Regions from separate parts of the Homo sapiens genome. Here region 2 is linked to region 1. The links are chromatin contacts, found by Hi-C or POLR2A ChIA-PET in ENCODE. All regions are on one chromosome and are shown on one strand. The core of a region is the stretch at or near the end of the contact, and the rest is flanking DNA. Distances in the headings are between cores, read along the strand shown.

Evidence for each region. A loop is a pair of places that touch in the nucleus more often than their neighbours do. ChIA-PET counts read pairs that join two places held with the same protein, here RNA polymerase II (POLR2A). Pooled maps may share reads with other maps.
Region 2: a map of chondrocyte shows a loop between it and region 1 (24-fold over the local background). The contact joins two enhancer-like sites. A Hi-C loop is called at or near these places in 3 of 168 maps with a recorded cell type or tissue (PC-3, ascending aorta and chondrocyte) and 5 of 50 pooled maps. POLR2A ChIA-PET finds 5 or more read pairs at or near these places in 1 of 52 experiments (Panc1).

The regions. Positions count from the first base shown.
Region 1 is chr4:145,733,171-145,736,185 of GRCh38, forward strand. It overlaps a transcript of C4orf51 not described here. Among named protein-coding and RNA genes, the nearest start is that of C4orf51, 55 kb to the left of the region's middle. RefSeq lists a silencer at 1-271 and enhancers at 827-1,626, 1,627-2,424. Within about 2 kb of position 1,526, at least 32 of the 41 ENCODE cell types and tissues checked have a DNase peak (open chromatin) inside an H3K27ac peak, as active enhancers do; they include PC-3, where a contact is called at or near this core.
Region 2 is chr4:147,102,288-147,105,302 of GRCh38, forward strand. No RefSeq gene overlaps it. Among named protein-coding and RNA genes, the nearest start is that of TTC29, 160 kb to the left of the region's middle. Within about 2 kb of position 1,469, at least 10 of the 41 ENCODE cell types and tissues checked have a DNase peak (open chromatin) inside an H3K27ac peak, as active enhancers do; they include PC-3, where a contact is called at or near this core.

The sequences.
Region 1 (3,015 bases), core at 276-2,775:
TCCCCTCCCCGGTCCGCCTCTTCCCGCTCCTCCCGGCCCGCCGGAGCGGCCGTCTCCTTCTTCCTCCACGGCCCACCTCTTCTCCCCCACGATCTTCCTCCCCTAGCGTCCACAGGCCGCCTCCGCCGCCTACGACCCTCCTCCTGCTGATTCCCCCCCACCACCGCCCGCCTCGTCGCCCCCGCGGAGCGCGCGGGAGGGAGGGACCGGGAGCGGCAGGGGCTGCACATGACCTGGGGCGCGGGAAGGAGCCCGCTGCCGTCTAGGCCCGCGAAGGGCCCCGGCAGCCGCCGACTTCTGAGGAAAAGCAGAACGGTGTTTGGTTTACTAAAGTAGCCGCCTCCTACCACTCTTCCTCCCCAGCCCCGCTCTCTGCTCCCCACACCCCCTTCCGTTTACTCCTAGTTACCAAGACCGTCCTTCTCTTAGGATTTCTGTTGAATAGAAAATACAATTAAAAGTCGCAGCACCACCCCTGCCTCCCGCCCCACAAACTCCTAGTGATTATTTTTGTCTCTTAGCCCTAGGTCGGGTTAAATACATTCCCCGGGAGCCATCTGGTCTGATTCCCGGCAACCTTCGTATGGTTTCCATTAAGCTCTCCAAAAGCATGCATTGAAAAGGCAGCCCTGTAGCCACTTAGGAACCTCCGGAGTTTTGCCCTGGCCAGCCCCAGTAGACATCCCAGGCAGAAGGAGAGAAAGGCCTCTGTTTAGGTTCCGAGTCTAGTACCTCATGATCCTGGTTTTAATCTCGAATTTCTTGGCTTTTCCTAGTCCAAGAAAATACAGTTCTCCAAGGTAATGGCTATCATTAATTCATCATTTGTTTTTTACTATACGCAGAGGATAGCTGATTAGAATTCTGTTTTAATTCTAAAAATGAAGGCTAACAGCTTTACAGATAGGTTGCAACAGTAACCTGGCCACACAAGTTCAATTTGACCAGCAACATTGGTATGGTGGGGTCTACACCTTCTCGCCTGTCTGTCCACCATTCCTTAACCCCCAAAAGGCAAAGAACAAATATTTGCTTGTGGAAACATATTCCCTCACACGTGGGTTAGGGCTTGTGTCCAAGAAAAAGGGAACCGGCAGGTTCATAGACTCTGAGTGTTGTAACTAGAGTGTTCCTTAGGATTCATCCGAGATGTATATCCATTGATTGAGGACACTCAGAAAGTGGAGGGGCTTCGGGAAGGTCACGTGGCTGATGAGTACAGTACTGCGGCCTAATTTGGGGATGGGAGGGTGGGGAAGAGACCTGGGCATCAAGAGCTTTATCATATACAGCAAGGAAGATTGTGGTCAAACCAATTCATTAGTGGCACATCCTGAATCTCCCCAGTCCCTCAGCCGCAGTCCCATCTCTGTCCTGCTCTGTGCCTCCCTGTTTGCGGAGTTAGAGCCCTTTGCTGTTCCTCCTGTTTCCCCACTCCCGCCCTGACCGTGTGATTTTTATTTGGGTTTTAAAAATGAAACCAGGTGCTGCATAAAACAAAAGCAAAGTAATAACAAGGAAAGACTAGCCAACGCCTGAGGAATGTGCTGAGTTTTATGACTCAGGCTGTCCTGGCAAAGAGCTTGGACTGACAGCGAGAGGTGGGTGCCACGGAGCACAGACCATACATGGCAGCCCTGGCCTCCCCAGATAGGCATGGTCAAGGCAGCCTGTGACTCATTTCACAAAACCAGAGACTCTTGTTCTTTGTGGAGCAAGACTTCCCGGAGGCTAGAGCAGGATGATCGTCAACTTTTCTCCTTAGAGCCGGTTCAGTCTGATAAAGCAGGGGCCACCCCGGAGTTTGGAGGGGAAGAGAGCCCAGGCACAAGGCCATCCCTGGGAAAGAAACAGGCTTGATGCACTTGGGCGAGGGCTTTGGTGCAGTGAGGAGATGAATAACATGGAAGTTGCAACGTGACATGAAAATTAGCATGTATTGTAGTGGAGACAATGGCTTGAGAGTTCCAGGTCGGGGATTGCCACAGTGCCTTGGAGAAGGGGACTGTTGGAGTGCTCCTAAGCCTGGAGGAGGTGTTTGCTCCTCCTGAGTGCATGGAGCACAGGAAAAGATTGTCAGATGCCAGTAGGGTTTCCGAGGTGCCATTCCTCACGCAATCTGGAAGAGTAACTATGGGCAAAATAGTAGACTTTGCATAAACACCCAGAGAGCCACCCAGGCACACATCCTCACATTGTGAGAATTCTTTTCAAATGAGCATAGTAATGGGATGAGGTGTACATTTTTTTCTGTTACTAAGAGACAGACTGGGAGAGTGAGAATGCAAAGGAGAATGTCTCTCCTAGCAGAGGTGGTGGGAGGGGTTGGAATTTGGATGACAAGGATCTGTTTGTGCCGCCTTCATTACACAGGCCTGAGTGGAATGGGACTGATAGGGCTTCTTCTGGTTTCTGCTTCTGGTTTCTTCTTCCCAGAGAAGGCTGTCACTTTTTGAATGAGAATGAACTTTGGCTGGCATAAATGAGGTCTTCGTGCAGCAGCCCTATGGAACAGGGACTTGTTTTTCCTTATCTTCTTTCTCTTTTTCTTTTCCTTTCCATGGAATACCCATTGAAAAGCTATGGTGACTATTCCATAATTGCAGGCAAAGCTCTGCTTAACTTGTTCCTTAAAGTCTACTTACCTGGAAAAATAAAGTCTTTTAAGGACGATGACTTCATAAATATTTATAGTGGGAACAGGCATCACTCTGGTTCTGCGAGAGAATGGGCTCATTCAATTTTATTTATGATGTGACACTTGGGTGAGTGACATCCGTCATCTGGGTCAGCCCTACACTCTGTTCCAGTGAAGCATGTTTATGGAGTGATTATGCCTGCAAATATTTGCTATATTTAGGCCCTCTCCTCCCCTAACCCCCTCTTAGACTTATTAAGTCCCCAAACCAGCAAAAAGCCAAGCTATGGTCTGGAAGGTTTGAACCCTAATGACAAGGCACAGGGGCTTGAACACGTGCTGTAGAAGGATTTGACAAACTGGGAGGCAATTAGAGT
Region 2 (3,015 bases), core at 219-2,718, 1.4 Mb after region 1:
GGCCAGGCTCAGTGGCTCACGGCTGTAATCCCAGCACTTTGGGAGGCCGAGGAGGGCAGATCACTTGAGGTCAGGAGTTTGAGACCAGCCTGGCCAACATGACGAAACCCCATCTCTACTAAAAATAAAAAAATTAGCCAGGTGTGGTGGTGGACACCTGTAATCCTAGCTACTTAGGAGGCTCAGGCAGGAGAATCACTTGAACCCGGGAGGCAGAAGTTGTGGTGAGCCGAGATCGTGCCATTGCACTCCAGCCTGGGTGACAGAGCGACACTCTATCTCAAAAAAAAAAAAAGAAAAAGAAAAAAAGAAAAAAAAAGAAAAGAAAAAGAAAGAAAGAAAAGAAAAGAAAGAAAAGGAAAGAAAAGAAAGGCAAAATTGCATTCAGCATTGCCAAAACCCAGCCAATATTCACTATAGCTTGTGACCGACTGTAAATGAGAAGTCTTGGGCAATTTGTGTAAAATACTTTATGTCTAAAGCAAGAGCCTCAATTCATTTCTTCTGAACATACTGTTCTTTTCTACATTCCTCTTCCTATATTACACCCACCCCACCCACCATATACCACCAGCTGCACACAGCTATTGCTGTTTTAGAAAACTGTATGTACTAGCTGATGTAAAAATGGAAACAAAAAAAAACAACTGGTGGTTTTTAAATAGTTTTTACTATAAAACTTATATATACCATTATAGAAATTTGAAAGTGAAGAAAATTATAATGAAAACCATAAAAATAATTTATAATTGTACTACATGAGGTAGATTCCTATAAATATTTTCTTATATTTCCTTCCAGGTTTTATATTGCTATTGTAGTTTTGTCTATGCATTTGTATAGTAATGTAAACATAATCTATTCCTATAAGGTTATAATACAAAATTTGGACCATGTAGTCTATTCAGATTTGGTGTGGGGGCCACTGGCTTTTTTTTTTTAGCTTTGTTTTATAATGAACATTTTTACTCAAATTTATGATTTTTCCCCATGTATATGCACATATATTTTTAAGAAATTTGTAGTTTGGGTGGCCTTTAAAGAGCCATGTGGAATAACTTTGCCTAAAAGTCTGTGAAGAAACAAAACAACTGCACGACCTCAAGTAACCCTGGAAAAGGGTACCCACAAGGGGAAGCGATTGGAAATCAGCCCAAGAGCTTGCCAGGAAGAAGCAAAGAGGGTGCGAGCCAGCAGAAATCAAATGATTTAGCAAGGGGGGTAGAAGTCAGTTGGAGCCAAAGAACTGCCCAGTTAGTCCCTTCTGAGAAAGGAAACACTGTTAATAGCAGAAGCCTAGGTTCTGGCATCAATTTAACTTGCATCATAGTCTGTTACCACTTTCTGTCCTCAGTCTGCCACCCCACCCAGAACTGCTATATTTTCTGGTGTCTCCATGCCCTTCCCAGTCCCACTAAGAATCTATTTATAACAGCAGGAGCTCGCCTTGGTCCACTGTGACACACAGGCTGCTTTGCTGGGAAAGTTCTGCCTGACTCACTGGGGCTGCATGAAGCCTGGGGAGGCAAGCTTCTGGCGTGACTGTCCTTAGAATGTGTACTGAGTTTCCTCAGGGTTCACTGCTCCCGTCTGTGACTCAACGAGAAATGTAGAACACACGTGAAAACCGTGTGAGCCATAGGCATTTGATTTGGTGGGTGGGGGGCGCGGAGCTACATTGAATTCATAACTATGGAAATTGTTTTTTCCAACATTAAATTCATAACAATGGAAATAGTTTTTTCTCTGTAAATTTTCTGCCTCCCTTAATCTATAGTGCTACCTGACCCTTTAACATTGGCCATGAACAAATCACAGAACTATTTTCCTTAAAAGATGAGTGAGAGGAAATTCTAAAACTGGTTAGGAGCGATGTTTTAAAAATTGCCATGTATTAATACTATCAAATAACCAAATATTATTTGATCATATCAAATCAGGGCGAAAGGTAAATTTTATGAGATTCAAGTGCAACTTACCTAAAAGTAATATTTTAAAATTGACACCCTGTTTTCCTACAAAAGTCCCATGGTCTCTTAATTTGCCAGTGAAAATTACTGGGCTAATTTTGTTTGTTAATGAGATAAATGCCAAACACAAGTGTGAGTTAGGCTTGACATTGTGAATGAAGCCACTATAATATGTAATGTCAAAACCATCTCTCATCAAAAAGCACTACCAGCGTGTCATGTCTAGATCCTGGGTGTAAACCCTTGGTTAATAATAGCATAGAAAATCACAAATTTATTCACACTATAAATATGTGTAAAGAAAGTACAGATTTCCACTTCCTCCTTATAATTGAGTCTATCTTTCTCATAAGCCTCTACCTGATGGATAATGAAAGGGAAAAAAACTTAATATAGTCTGACTCAATAATTTAAAATATCCCTTTGGTAAATGCTCCATCTCTGAGGTCATGAATGAGGTCAAGTTCAGTCTCTTAAATGTCACTCTAGATCATCTCTGGCTTTATCAGCAAAGAGTGTGGCTTATATGATCAGATGGTGACAGAGGAGACAAGAGGTATCCTCTGGACCCTCATTGGCCCCTTAGGCACAGTGACTTGTTCAGGCTGGATTTAAACACTAAATTGTGACGAGTCCATCTCTGGGCTTCCTGCTGACATCTGTTACTGAAAGGCTGCTGCGTTTCCTGGCTTCATGTGTGGGATTCTGTGGAGCCTCCTCATGTTCCAGGCTTGGGTTTGCCATGAGGAAGTGCTGCAGCCTGTCAGAGTCTGCCCCTCCTCTTCCCTCTGCCCTTGGCCTAGGCTGTGCACTCAGCTGTGAGGGCATCCCTTACCCTTCTCCTTTTACAGATCCCTGGCCCATTTACTGGCTCTCCTTGGAGGCCTGTGGGCTTGTTTGAGTTCCATTCACATCCCAGAGGTGTCAAAAATACCTGGGAAAGCTAAACCTGGCCCTTCTTCTGCTCAATCCTGTTCTGCTACTCAGTGCTCAGCTGCGACCATCCTGCCCCCTCCACCATCCCATGTTGAGGTGGTCACTCTAT